3 separate regions of the Homo sapiens genome follow, and regions 1 and 3 are each linked to region 2. The links are chromatin contacts, found by Hi-C or POLR2A ChIA-PET in ENCODE. All regions are on one chromosome and are shown on one strand. Each heading gives the region's core, a stretch centred on a gene start or an enhancer-like site at or near the end of the contact. The rest is flanking DNA. Distances are from core to core; before and after follow the strand shown. Region 1 overlaps LOC105370777 (a long non-coding RNA gene). Region 2 overlaps LOC105370777 (a long non-coding RNA gene). Region 3 overlaps LOC105370777 (a long non-coding RNA gene).

Region 1 (4,775 bases), core at 589-3,088, 130 kb after region 2:
AAATCTGTTTTCAGAAAGGACCTGGGGAAGCCCCTCAGCCTGGTGATCTTTCTCCTGCTTCCTGAAAACCCAGCACTCTTCATACCTATCCTATCCTGGCTTGGCTGTAGACTGAGTGGACGGTCTTTCCTCCAGAGGAACTTCTATGAGAGTCCAACAGACAACCAGATTCCAGAATCATATGGAGAAACCAGGTGACTGGGCTAAGAGGGGACCCTCAGTGTGACAATGGCAAGAGATGTTTATCCAGAGGACCAGGCCAAACAATTCCATCTAGTTATCTAGTTTTCTGTGACTCTTGGGTAGTAGTGAGCTATTATATCATGATGGGAATGACAGGAAGAACAGGGAGAAAAATAATATTAATTATAGCAGGCTGAGATTATTCTACATAGCAAACCACAGTTCTGTCCTCTACTGGAAAATTAGCTGTACTTCATGGTTGCCCCAGCTGAGGTGCTGTGGCTAAAAGAAGACTGTCTGAGAAAATGATGAAAGGCACAGTCTGACCTTTGCTCCTTGGAATGTTATTATTGTCCAAATAAACGATGCATATGTTATCAGAGCATCTTTTCTACCAGGTCAGTAGATGTTCTTCCTATGCCTATGCTATTACCCCTAAAGTGGACTAAGGTAGCAATGCATGGACCAGATCTGAGAATACAATTACTGAATACCCTTAAACACTAGTCAACCGAATATTGTAAGCAGAGGTGGAAATGACAACTGTGATTCTTCACTGTCATTACTGGCATGAAGAAGGTCCAGTCTCCTTCTCAGGACCACTGAAGTTCACAGGTCTAGGGAATACTGCTTGTACTGCAGTCTCAGGAATTCTACCCCATGGCATTTCCAGTGTGCAGCCTGCCTGTCATTTGCAGCTGCCCCAATCCTTCTATTTCCAACTGTCATTTATTCTTTCCAATGAATATAGAAACATGCCTGACAAACTTACGCACTATGAGAAAACTTAGAGCAGGGACTGAGTCTTGGAAAAAAGTTAAATGTTTTTCTTTTAAATAGATCTGAATATAATATCTTCCAGGATCACACATCCTAAAATAACTGTGATTCTTTTCTTTAAAAAGCAAACAAACAATATGCCCCTCCAATTAAAAGAAAATTCTAAAATGGAATTGCCAAAATTCTGGATGAGACATTCTTCCCTTTTACCTCTCTCATGCCGGGAAATTCTTTCTGCTTGCTAACCCCCGAATACCATCCGCGATTAGAAATAGAGGAGAACTCCATCGAGCACTGTGTTTCAGGTTCTCAACAAATATCTGGGGCTCTCAGACTGCCTGCCAGGCACCTTGCTAGGCACCAGATCCATAAAACTGGTTCTCACTTCTCTACCCATTTCTCCTTAAAAAGAAAAAAACTCAAAAGTTGGTTTGTGGAGGTTTGGGGTCCAACAACTATTTATGCAAAATATTTGCCGATTTTCACCAGCTTTCTATCCATGGCCTAAAGGAAGCTGAAACAGCTTAGAGGCTGAAGAAATGAACCACAGAGCTTGAAACAGAGGCAATCAAGTCATCTCAAACAGCGGGACTAGGAAATCTAAGTCAAGTCTGAAGAGAAAGGTAGTGAAAGACTTACCATTTTTCTTTTTCTTTTTCAAAAGAAGTCAATGGCCATTCAGTGTTTAAATGAGAACAAAGACTACAGGGGGGAAAAATTAAGGTAAATATTTGTAATAATGTGTCATTGCATTTTACATAATGGGCCAGCAGTCTTTGAAATGTGACGACATCCATATCTACAGTTTTATTTGTTTTTTCTTATTTGCTCTCCTGAGGCAAGTCTCTTTTAGGCTGTCAGCCACCAAAGCAGCTAGCAAATACAAGGACACTGAAAGGCATTCTGCCAACACGACCTCAGAAGTATTTACAGACTGCAATGGAGACCATGATATAATTCAGTTTCTGCATGGCTATACTCTTTGCCAATTAATATTCTAATGTATCCTTTGAGGATGTGGTAAATGTTGGTTTAAGATAAAACAGCAAAGACAAATATTAGTGTGCCACATAAAGGTATTACTTGCCATGAGAGCACTGTTTCTTAGTACAGACTACCTGGATTGCACAACCAGAGATTCTGGTCTCACTGGACCAGAGTGTACAGCCTGGGTACCAGGATTTTCAAATAGCCTCGTCCACCTAGTGATTCTAATAAGCAGCTATGATTGAGAAACACTGTACTCGTCAATTACCAGAATGTTTTGTATTCTATTTGGAACACAACTAAAATTTGACCTGATGAACTCGTGCAAAATATTAAAAGCTGAACCTGCAGAGGCCAGATGCAGTGGCTCATGCCTGTAATCTTACCACGTTGGGAGGCTGAGTCAGGCAGATCGCTTGAACCCAGGGGTTCAAGACCAGCCTAGGCTACATGGTGAAACTTCATCTCTATTAAAAATACAAAAATTAGCCAGGCATGGTGATATGCACCTGTAGTCCCAGCTACTCAGGAGGCTAAGGTGGGAGAATGGCTTGAACCTCCAGAGGCAAAGGTTGCAGTGAGCTATGATCGTGCCACTGTACTCCAGTTTGGGTGACAGAATGAGACCCTGTCTCAAAAACAAACAACAAACAAAAAAGGCTGAAACTGCAGAGAAATAGGGAGAGGACTATGGAAATATTATAGAAAGATAAATAGCTGAAGAAGTAATGTCACCGCCACACACCCTAACCTGATATTTGAGGAAAAGAGACGAAACACACAAGTAACAAAAACAAAAGGTGAAGCTTGGTTAGTCCAATCCTTGATGCCCAGAAAAAAATCTTACAGGAGACCAGAAGATAAGGGCCAACAAAAGCTGAACAGAAGTTCAGTGAAAATCAGTAAGGTCTTTAGGATAGTCTAGTTCTGCCTCATTTTCCTGAGGCAGCAGTGGGAAGCAGCTGGCCCTCCTGCCCCTCTCCCCAGCCCCTCCAGGCCTGCATGCTATCCTTGGGGACCCTAGGCCTCTGCTGGGATTTCCCTCTGCTGTGGGGATTTCCATGCTGGCCTAGAGGCCCGCGGCAAGTAGCCCAGTTGCTAGAGCCTGGAGGCAGGTGAGCAGGGTGGTAGAAGGTGAGGGAGTGATGTCAGAGAAGCCTCTCAACAGACAGCATCAGCTTCCTGACGCTTAGAAGACCCCTTGTTTCTTCCATCTCTTCAGAGCCAGGGCCATCAGGTGGCCCATAAACTCCTTTTTCACATGCAAGCTGAGAAGGCTGTGAGCCAGCCACATGGCAGGGGGTTGAGAGGCCATCACCCTGCGTGTTCACCGCCTCTCCTCGCTGCTGCTGGAAGGAAAGGGCTTTGCCTCCAGTTAAGGGAACATGAGGTCCTCATAAAGGTTTCAGAGAGTTGGAGCAGAGATGGAGGGGCTGATAACTTGTCTCTGTCCCTAATATCTGACAGAAACAAAGAGCAAGGAATACAACACTTACTATTTAACATTTAATTTAGGATGGCACCAATTTCCATTAAGTGAAGCATCAAGGAAAAATGCTGATATTGATAGTCTTCTAGGATCCTTAATCATTCTCATAATTTTAAAAAAATCTAAAGATTTTCTGAGCTAGATATGGTAGTAATTATAATTTTTGTAGTATATATCATGTGTATTACAAAAAGATACATATAAATATGTATAAAATATGATATATTTTCTGTAAATTCTTTATCCTAGTATTTAATTCCCATGACACAATAATTATGCATATTATTAAACCTGTTTCATCGTCGAGTCATTTGGTTAAAATAACTGTATTCGGGGATGTTTAATCCTTACAGCTCCTTGAACCAAAAGCCTGGAGGTTTAGTTACAGGTTTACAAATCACAGGGAAAACTGTTCCTAGTAGCTTTCTCATGCTATCATAGCCTTTGTCTTTTTCTGCCTCTCCTTTGTCAAAATATATCTGTCAGAGAAAGATTTCTCACCATGATAATCAGTAAATCTCCCCAAGAAATGACTGTAAAATTGGATAACATTGTCAAAAATAACAATTTTAGGCCTTTGAAAACTAAGCAAAGACAAGAAAATAAGCAAACAAACCAACTGAGAAGGATTTACCCATTAAATAAAAGACAGATAGACTTTGGGCCTCCATGGTATTCTTGCCTGGGGCTGCTCCCATCATCTCTCCAGCTCAAGGGTCTTGGTAGTTCTACCAGGGCAGGGCTGGTCATGAAAACCAGCAGCTTCACTCCTAGCAGGGCTCACTCGTGTCTAGTGGGACTGTCAGTAAAATAATAAGGCTAGTAACACACATGCCTCATAGTCTGAGGTTGCTCTCACAGATCGGGGGCATTTCAGGCTGGCAGACTAGCCAGACATTTAGCAAAGAGATCCTAGAAATGAGAGCACTGCAGAAAGCCTAGATAAGACCCCAGGCAGACGGGGATGGGATGCTACACACATGCTCATGGGACACCCAGAAGGGCCCAGTTGAAAGTAAAACCCAGGGAAGACTTGAAAACTGTCTGAACTTGGAACATGCTCCTGTTACCACATCAGCAGAAGGTGGAAGCTCTGCTGGCTTGAGGTGTTTGAGCACAACATCTGACCAGTCTTTGGGTGACCACTAAACTACAAGATGCAGGGGAATCCCGTGGGAACCCAGGCTAGTAAAATGAAAATAAGAATTAAAAAAAAAAAAGAAAAAAATAGCTGCCTGACATCAGTGGGGAAACAAGTTCTGCAGAATAAGTCTAGGCAACTTACTAAAACAGCAAGAGCAGCAGCAACAACAAAATGACAACAACCTTTGGGGGG
Region 2 (4,399 bases), core at 412-2,911:
AACCACCATGCCTGGCCAGAACCATGTGTGTTAATAATTTTTTTTAATGTCTAGCACACTCCCTCCAAAATGATTGCTAAGTGAATTAAAGGTGAAGAAAAAGAACTGTTTGATTAAATGTTCTACCTAAGCATAATAATCACTGATTTACAAGGTCAAGGTGTGAGTTTTTTCCTCACTCTTTTTTAATTCCTCAATTACAGGTATTCCCTTGTACCACTCAATGAGAAATGTTCTTTTGATTTGAGCAATGTAAAAGAGATCCTTCTGGTAAAGGAACTGTCCTGTATCTTGACTCAAGTGATAGAGACACAAACCTATGCATGTGATAGAATTACATAGGAGTAAATATACAAATGAGTATGAGTATAGGTAAGCTAGGGAAGTCTGAATATCTAGATAAGATCAATGGGTTGTGTCAATGCCAATATCCTGGTTGATATTTAATTGTGGTTTTGCACAGAACTTTTGCGAGTTGGGGCAAACTAGGTAAAGGGAATGTGGAAATTCTTTATATTATTTCTTACAATAGCTTGTGAGTCTACAATTGTCTCAAAACCATTAAAATAAAATGACAATTTATTTACTTACAAGAGGTTTCATAATGCCTTGGGATTGTGAGACAACTGAACATTAAGGGTGATTAATCAATGACACTGTTAACCCTTCAAAATCTCTTTTGGATATACAACTTGTACCCTAAAACTTAAAGTATAATTAAAAAAAAAAATCAAAAAAAAAAAAAAAAGATTTCCCAAAACCCAAAGTGACACAGAGAAAAAGATATGATAAAATGGCCCTTGGCTGGAATTTGCCTTGGAGCTACTTTCTGCTTTCTCTCCTCTAATATTTGCCACAGTGGCGTTGTTGCATACCATGAGGAAAATTGGATAGCAGGACATTCAAACATATTTCTGCATTCATTTTTTATAAGGCTATAGAGATATTACTGAAGTTTCCTTTTGTCTTTTGTCAACTAATAAGAAATATGTTTCCAAATCAGATGCTAAAATTCCAGGAAAATGTTTGATTCATGGTGGTGTTGGTTCATTTCCCTGTATAGTAATAATAATGTAATAGTAATAGTACTAATACTTGTTGTTTGTGTGGTTAATGTTGTCACTGTACTAGGGGCTTTCCACAGTCCAGAACCTGGTCAAAGCATTTGCTATTCAAATAAACTATTTTCCTGTGAATTGTCTTCAGTACCATGGAAACGCTATTACAGCCCCTCTAAACTGGGAATGGCTGGCATAGGAGCAGCCCCAGGAGGGTAAGGTCAGGACCACGCAGATGTGACTGCTGCTCTGCTCGCCCTGCAGTGATAAGAGCACAGCTGTGGGAAAGCCAGAGCATCTGTTGTGAGTCACCAAGTGCAAACAGGATGATAACAGAGTTAGGATCAGAAAACAACATACCTTCTGAGACACAGAAGGCAGCACACCACAGAACACTGGCTCCTTTCTACAGAAAAAGGAAACCAAGCAATGTTCCTTCAGCAAGTTGGCCTGTGCTCATGTGTCTGTTTCCTTCTGTTGGGTCTAGTTGGTCCCTATCAAAACAGAACCCCTTTCCTCTGAATTTGAGCTGACTTGAAGATAGGCTGGATGCCACTTACAGCATCTGTGGGGACTCCAGAAAGAGACTCCCTTCCTTTCCCTATAGCACTCCATATATGGCTATGGCATCCAGCCTTAAGGGATTGTGGTTAAGAGCAGATGCTGGCTTTCCTGGAATGGACACTGGCCATCGTTACTCATGAATCAAGCCTTCCTCTCTTAAGGGTGCTGGTCTTTTCTATATATAGATTGTTTAACTGGGGCTACATTTATCCCCTAGAAAAGGAGAGTTGCATATATAACAGTACGGATTTTTCCTGAATTGACCCCTAACTTACTAAGCTTCGGAACAAGCAATCTATTTTTCATGACTTAATTTTATAAAATTTACACATATATACATACACACACACATACGTGTTTTCACATATAACTCCATATATTTTAATACTATTTTTTCCTTCCCCACTACATTCCTACAAACATTTTTCTCCTTTTTTCAACTTAATTCGATGACATATCCCACTGGCTTCTCTTTATGTCCCTTCTTCTGTATCATTCACACCTGTTCATCCTCTGCCTTATGTATTACTACATTCAAACTTCTTACTAACACATTGTATAATACTTTTAGTCACATTTGCTTGCACACCTTCACTCTCACCCAACTTCTCTTTCACACATACACACACACACACACACACACATCACACATCACACATACACACTCACATGTACTCTCCAGATCCCAGTCTGCTCTTGGTTCCTCGAGCTGGCCTTGACAGTCTCCAGCTAGTGTAGCCACTGATTTTTTGCTACCAATAGCCACAAGCATAAAACAAAAATGGGCTGGGGCTAGATGGAACTAGGCAGTCGTGGGGCAAGCTGGCAGAACACTGAGGGGAAAGATGGTTCTAAAACCTCTCCAGCTGGGGCTGAGAAGTGCTGGCGCAGCAGGAGAGAGTGGGAAAGCCTGTCTAAGGTCAGCAGCCTGACCTGGCAATCAGGACACTGAAAGCCACAGACAAGGTGTGGGTGGGTGGGCAGAGCGGGGGGTGCACAGGGGTATTGGAATTGAAAAGAAGCTGAAGTAAGAAAAGTTAGAAATGATCATGAATTGATTACTTATTACCAGTTAGGCACTGGGCTCTACATTTTCAGATATTTACTGTTTACTTTTTACTGCAAACATGTGAAGGAGATGATCATTATTTTGCAGATGAAGTTCAAAGAGTGTAATATTTAACCAGCTCTGTATAGAGAAAGTAGAGGATTCGGGTGCACTCCTGAAGCAGTGATTTGAATATATTTGTTTTCATTTGGGATACTCTTGCTCTCATTCACATGTTATGGGCTGGCTATGGTGAGAAAAGAGAAGCTCTGGGTGTTGGCATTAGGAGATGGTGTTCAGCTTCAGGAGAAGCTGCCCAGGCCTCTGAAGAACAGACACTGGAAACCAGAGGCAGAGCAAATACCCCTACTTCTTAAGCAAGGATTGCTGGTTTTTGCCCTGCCTTTCGCATACATACTTCCCAAAGGGCAAAGCACTGCTTTAAAAAACAAATAAACGAAAACAAAAGACTTTGAGACAAGGTTTTATTCTATGCTTAGTCCTGACTTCTAGAGGTTGCCATGACCCAGCGGTTGGAATTGGGATGTGCGGAGTGGCACTGAGATGGTAATATGAAGGAAAGGGTGGATTAATGTCTAAGTTCCTGTGGTAAAGATACAAACACCACATTGAAGCTATCATTAGCAAAACTCCAACTCAATCGGTAGAAACTTACAATTTGCCCATATGATGTCAAATAATTGACTCAAATTGTTATACACTTAAATCTACCAATGAAAACCATTGTTCTTGTATCAAAAATAACTCTGCGGACTGGGTGGGGTGGCCCACACCTGTAATCCCAGCTCTTTGGGAGGCTGAGGTGGGAAGAGCATCTGAGCCCAGGAGTTCAAGACCAACCTGGGAGACAAAGCAAGACCCCCCCCATCTCTACAAATAAAAAGTTAGCTGGCATGATGGCATGTACCTGTGTCCTAGCTACTTGGGAAGCTGAGGCAGGAGAGTTTCCGGAACCCAGGAATTCAAGGATGCAGTGAGCTATGATGGTACCACTGCACTCCAGGTTGGGCAAAAGAGTGAGACCTTGTCTACAAACAAACAAACAAATGAAATCTCCATGATTCAGAAGTGATATGGTTTGGATCTGTGTTCCCACCCAACTCTCATGTAATTGTAATTCTCAGCATTGAAGATGGGACCTGGTGGGAGGTGACTAAATCATGGGGGAGATTTCTCATGGTTTAACACCAGACCTCTTGGTACTGTTGTGGTGACAGTGAGTTCTCCCCCTCCTTCCTCCTGCTCTGCCAGCCATGTAAGATGTATCTACTCCCCCTTCACTTTCCACCATGATTGTCAGTTTCCTGAGGCCTTCCCAGAAGCAGAAGCTACTATACTTCCTGTACAGCCTGTGCAATTGTGAGCCAGTTAGATCTCTTTTTATTATAAGTTACCCAGTTTCAGGTATTTCTTTATAGCAATGCAAGAATGGACTTTGAACTGGATGCAGCAGCAGGACAGAGCTTTGTGTTGTCTCCCTTGGGACAAGAATGAGTGTGTTTTATGTATGGGAAGAGTTGGTGTATGGTGAACGAGAAGAGCAGACTATGTAAGAGACTGCTTTGTGTCCGCCAAAATGGTCCTTTTCTTTGAAGGCCCACAGGTAGGCTACAACTGAATTCCAATTAATAGAATTGTGACCGTCAAGCACATTCCCCTCCAGTGTGACAAAGATGAACACCGTGACCTTGGAGGTCATGGCTAAAGT
Region 3 (4,395 bases), core at 1,516-4,015, 220 kb after region 2:
TCTCCAATATTTTTGTGTCTCTGTGTGTGTGTGTGTGTGTGTGTGTGTGTGTGTGTGTGTATACGCTTAGTATATGTGTATATATATGTCCTGTGTGTGTATACACATTTAGTATGTGTGTGTGGATATGTTCTGTGTGTTTCTTATGAGCTAATTGCCTTTAGCCTCTGTTCACTACTATAGGTTTCTGTTCCAGATCATGAATTAATGAATAAAATTAGAATTCAGGAGTCCAGTAGATAAGCAGGGCAAAGAGAAAGTTCTTTCCTACAGCAGAATTCCACCTAAAAACTATAGAAGGATGGCAGGGTTGAAAGATCATTCATAGATGCTAAACCCAGCAGATAACGTTTTATGAGAAACAGGATATTTACACAGCATCCAAGTATTTCCCCCACAAATTACTTATTAATTACCAGGGGAAGATAGTAACTTTGCAGTGGAGAAAACTGGCAGACACCACCTAAAGCACATGATCAAAGTCAACATCACCAGTAATGGGACACACTGACATCATGTGTGTCCCGATGTGCCAAGAAAGACATAACATCATTTTAATGGCATTTTCACCAAAAATGTATAACCTGAATCTAATCCAGACAAAATGCTAGACAAAACCAAATTGAGAAGCATTCTACAGAATACTCTGTACTCTTTTAAAATGTCAAGATCAAGAAAGACTGAGGAAATATTCTACAATAAAAGAGACTAAAGAGACACAACAACTAACTGCCCTATGTATCCTGGATTGAAACCTGGCTGAGAAAAAGTAGCTATAAAGAGCATTATTGGGACAATTGACAGAATTTGAATATGGACTGTGGGTTAAATAATAATACTATGTCAATACTATGCCCATGTTCAATTTCTTGATTCTGATATTTGTATTTTGGTTATGTAAGAAGCAGCCCTTGTTCTTAGAAAATAAATACTGAAATATTTAGGGGAAAGTACACTATGTCTCCAACTTACTCTCAAGTGATACAGACAAATTAGAGGGTAAACATCGGCTCTTAGGGGATAGAAATTTCTTAGATACAATGGTTTGTGGCTCCCCAAAAGGCCACACTACACAAACAGATACACGATATGTCTGTGGTCTTAAACTTCCATGGGGTAATTAGGGAAAAAAAGGTCTAAAATGCCTCCTTGAGGGAACAATAATGAAAAAAAAAGATTGAAAAACACATGCAGAGAAAGAGAACAAAATCAAATGAAATGGTGATAACCTGGGGGGAGGAAGAGTATATAGGAATTTCCTCTTTTAAGTTTGACATTTTTCAAATTAAAAAGGTACAAGAAAATTAAAAACTAACCCCTAAAAGTTAAAAAGTTGCTACACTATTATGCAAGATTAGGAGCTCAATATTATTTAGAAGCAAAGCATCAACAGAAAAACATACTAGCCAAGGAAACATCCACATAGTCATGTACATGTTTTTCATTGTTGCTTCTCTAGAACACATTATGCGTGTGTGTGTGTATGTGTGTGTCTGTCATTCATGTGGCTTTGTGACTCATGTATGCTGGGTCCTCTCACTGTTTGAGGACAGCAGTGGCTCACTTGGACCATTTACTTAACTTAGGAGACCACTTTATATGGAAGATGGAGACATTTAGTTTCATGAAGGACGGAACAAAACAAAAGTTTTGAATAACGGCAGGTAGGATGTAGGTTAAAATGCAAAATGAATGCTTTAAGAATATAAGCATCGGGAGTAGAAGTTACTGAGTTGGCTATAAAATATTCTCTCAAAGACATTTTAAAGATATTTTAACCAGGCCGGGCATGATGGCTCATGCCTGTAATCCCAGCACTTTGGAGGATGAGGCGGGCAGATCACGAGGTCAGGGGTTTGAGACCAGCCTGGCCAACATAGTAAAACTCCGTCTCCACTAAATAAAAAAAAAAAAATTAGCCAGTTGTGGTGGCAGACACCTGGAATCCCAGCTATTAGGGAGGCTGAGGCAGGAGAATCACTTGAATCCGGGAGGCAGAGGTTGCAGTGAGCCAAGATAGCACCACTACACTCCAGCCTGGATGACAGAGTGAGACTCCGTCTCAAAAAAAAAAAGATAGTTTAACCACTAGATTCACATCTGTAAGAGGACAATTCAAGGGCCAGGAGACAAATGAGAAGAGTTTCATTCATTTATTGACGCTTTCAGTGTGCTAGGCACTGTTGGCTCAAAGCTGGGCAAGACACGACCTCTATCTATAGTGAACTTGCCAACTAGCAGAAAGATTATTTTAAGATTTATCTGTCAGTATCAATATTGTCATCTTATTTCACAGTCTTGGTCTTTATGACTTTTCTCTAACATTTAACCATTACCCTAACTGCTGTCATCATAATTAACATGTAAATATTTCTCAGTGCCATTGTCACTGTACAGCTACCTTCGCAAAATATTTTCTAACCACTAGTGACAGCACAATACAAAAACAGGTAAGGAGGTCTGCATTCTACAATGTTGCAGCCAGGTGTGTTGAAATGGCAGACAGCTCCCTGGGCAGCCACACAAGATTCAGATTACTAGAATCACTTGAGGTCCTGCTTCCAGGCCCAAAGTGGAAAACTGACTCTGTTACTGCCATTGGATTCCCTCGCTTCATTAATTAACTCAAAATTGCCTCTCAGTGGCAATCCAGACCTCTGTTTCTAATTTCCTTCTGTGCTGAAAAGTAAATAGGCCTAACCACATTTTCAAGCCCCTGTGCGTGGGTCTTTTGTGCTTATAGCAGACCACTATCCACTGGAAGACGTCTGGGCCACTGCCAAGTTGAGTATTCAATTTCTTTGTTGTTTTTCAGGATAACCTAGCTAACCGCAATCCCTTTCCACCATTCCTCTGCAATGTGCTTGAAATAGAGCCAAGACTCTATCCTACAAAATGCACAAGAAAAACAAAAAAGGAGGAAATAAATAAAGAAGGGGTCATGGAAAAAATCAGAGTTTGTGAATATTGCCCCATACGTATTTTCTTTTCACATTTTTCTCTCATGACTTCTCAAAAACATTCAGACCCCAAATGCCTGGTCATATTCAGGAATAACTCCAATGGCTTCCCATTCTCTCCTCCCCACCCAAGAAGATTATAGGATTATAAACATGAGGTAAATTCCTGGGATCCTATTCCTTGGGGCATATGCGCAAGCTTTTGGCTTTGGGAGGTGGGGTGTGGGGTGGCAAATGCCTAAAAGGTTTTGGATGACTATCCAAAGAGAAACAGATGGCTTTAGCACGCCTGTGCCCAACACATGATCTGTGTGACTCCTGCCCTCTCAACACCATCTCCGTGCCGCCCCCTTTCTCCCACACCCCAGACAAATAAGAACAAAAATGAGTCTCTGCACATTCAAAAGGTGAACTTTCAAGGACAAGTCTTCCCATATGGAAAGGATAATGGCATCATGCCAGAGCACGTGCAGTAAAGAAGGGCTCAGGGTGTTTCACATTTTCTCTTCCAATGGGTTCCAAACGTTCTGATGGACAATCTTATTCTTCCCCTATAAACTTTCTGCTCCATATCCCGCTATAGCTGTTAATACACTTTTCAATTTTCCTCAGGTCCCCAAATAGTGGGAACAGCACGAACATCGGCATGAAGGCAAGAAAATAGGAGGCATGTACTGGGGAGAGCAAATAGTTCAGTTGGAGAAAGGGCACATGAGGAGCAGTAGCAGCAAATAAGAATGACCAGGAGTTTGGGATCAGACACGTGGGACCATGAGTACCAGGTCAAAAGTTCAAACTTTATTTGATGATGAAGCAACATTAAACACTAAAGGTCAAGTTTCAGGAATGTAACTAATTCAGAAGAAACACAATGACACATAAAAAAAGAAATAGAGCCAAACACAAAAATTAGCAAAATATGAATGCTTCACCTCAGCGATGGATTCTTATGACTGAACACTGGGAGCCAGACATTAAAGGACAAACGGGAAGCCTATCTAAATCACTATCTGACAGAAAGAAGCTCATTTATTCTTGAAAAGAGAACAAACATCCTAGGAGAAATCATGTGGACTCTTTTAAGTGCCATTAAATGACACAATGGGAAAAATCTTCAACAATATTTTTATCACAAACAGAGAGGCAAAGTCACATGGTTGCACAGCTCTCTCTCATACTGACATTTAATACAGGCTCCAAGCAGGAAAGTATCATCTAAGAAGACAGCTAATGTGATTCATTGATGTGGATTTCTGATCTTTCCTGATCATCAGGAAATGATGAACTTGAGACACCTGGAAGAATGAATATCATACTTCTATTAAATGTCACTTCTGTTGGCCAGTCACTAAGGAAAGCAGATAAATTGCTGTTTCTCCACCTGTTGAAAGTTTCAAATTGAGTAGTGTACATTATTAAACAAACATCTCTGGTT

The links. Hi-C counts contacts between places; a loop is a spot of excess contacts on that map. ChIA-PET counts read pairs that join two places held with the same protein, here RNA polymerase II (POLR2A). Pooled maps may share reads with other maps.
Region 1: a map with no recorded cell type shows a loop between it and region 2 (1.9-fold over the local background). The contact joins two enhancer-like sites. A Hi-C loop is called at or near these places in 1 of 168 maps with a recorded cell type or tissue (endothelial cell of hepatic sinusoid), 1 of 37 single-sample maps with no recorded cell type and 2 of 50 pooled maps. POLR2A ChIA-PET finds 5 or more read pairs at or near these places in 2 of 52 experiments (BJ and T-cell).
Region 3: a loop to region 2 is called in a map of endothelial cell of umbilical vein, with 12 times the contacts of the local background. The contact joins two enhancer-like sites. A Hi-C loop is called at or near these places in 1 of 168 maps with a recorded cell type or tissue (endothelial cell of umbilical vein), 1 of 37 single-sample maps with no recorded cell type and 2 of 50 pooled maps. POLR2A ChIA-PET finds 5 or more read pairs at or near these places in 1 of 52 experiments (endothelial cell of umbilical vein).

The regions. Positions count from the first base shown.
Region 1 is chr15:39,272,238-39,277,012 of GRCh38, forward strand. All of the region lies in intron 1 of LOC105370777 (a long non-coding RNA gene), which reads right to left. Among named protein-coding and RNA genes, the nearest start is that of LINC02915, 24 kb to the left of the region's middle. RefSeq lists enhancers at 2,629-3,130, 3,131-3,630. Within about 2 kb of position 1,839, at least 4 of the 41 ENCODE cell types and tissues checked have a DNase peak (open chromatin) inside an H3K27ac peak, as active enhancers do.
Region 2 is chr15:39,138,795-39,143,193 of GRCh38, forward strand. All of the region lies in intron 1 of LOC105370777 (a long non-coding RNA gene), which reads right to left. Among named protein-coding and RNA genes, the nearest start is that of LINC02915, 110 kb to the right of the region's middle. Within about 2 kb of position 1,662, at least 7 of the 41 ENCODE cell types and tissues checked have a DNase peak (open chromatin) inside an H3K27ac peak, as active enhancers do; they include endothelial cell of umbilical vein, where a contact is called at or near this core.
Region 3 is chr15:39,360,191-39,364,585 of GRCh38, forward strand. All of the region lies in intron 1 of LOC105370777 (a long non-coding RNA gene), which reads right to left. Among named protein-coding and RNA genes, the nearest start is that of LINC02915, 110 kb to the left of the region's middle. Within about 2 kb of position 2,766, at least 3 of the 41 ENCODE cell types and tissues checked have a DNase peak (open chromatin) inside an H3K27ac peak, as active enhancers do; they include endothelial cell of umbilical vein, where a contact is called at or near this core.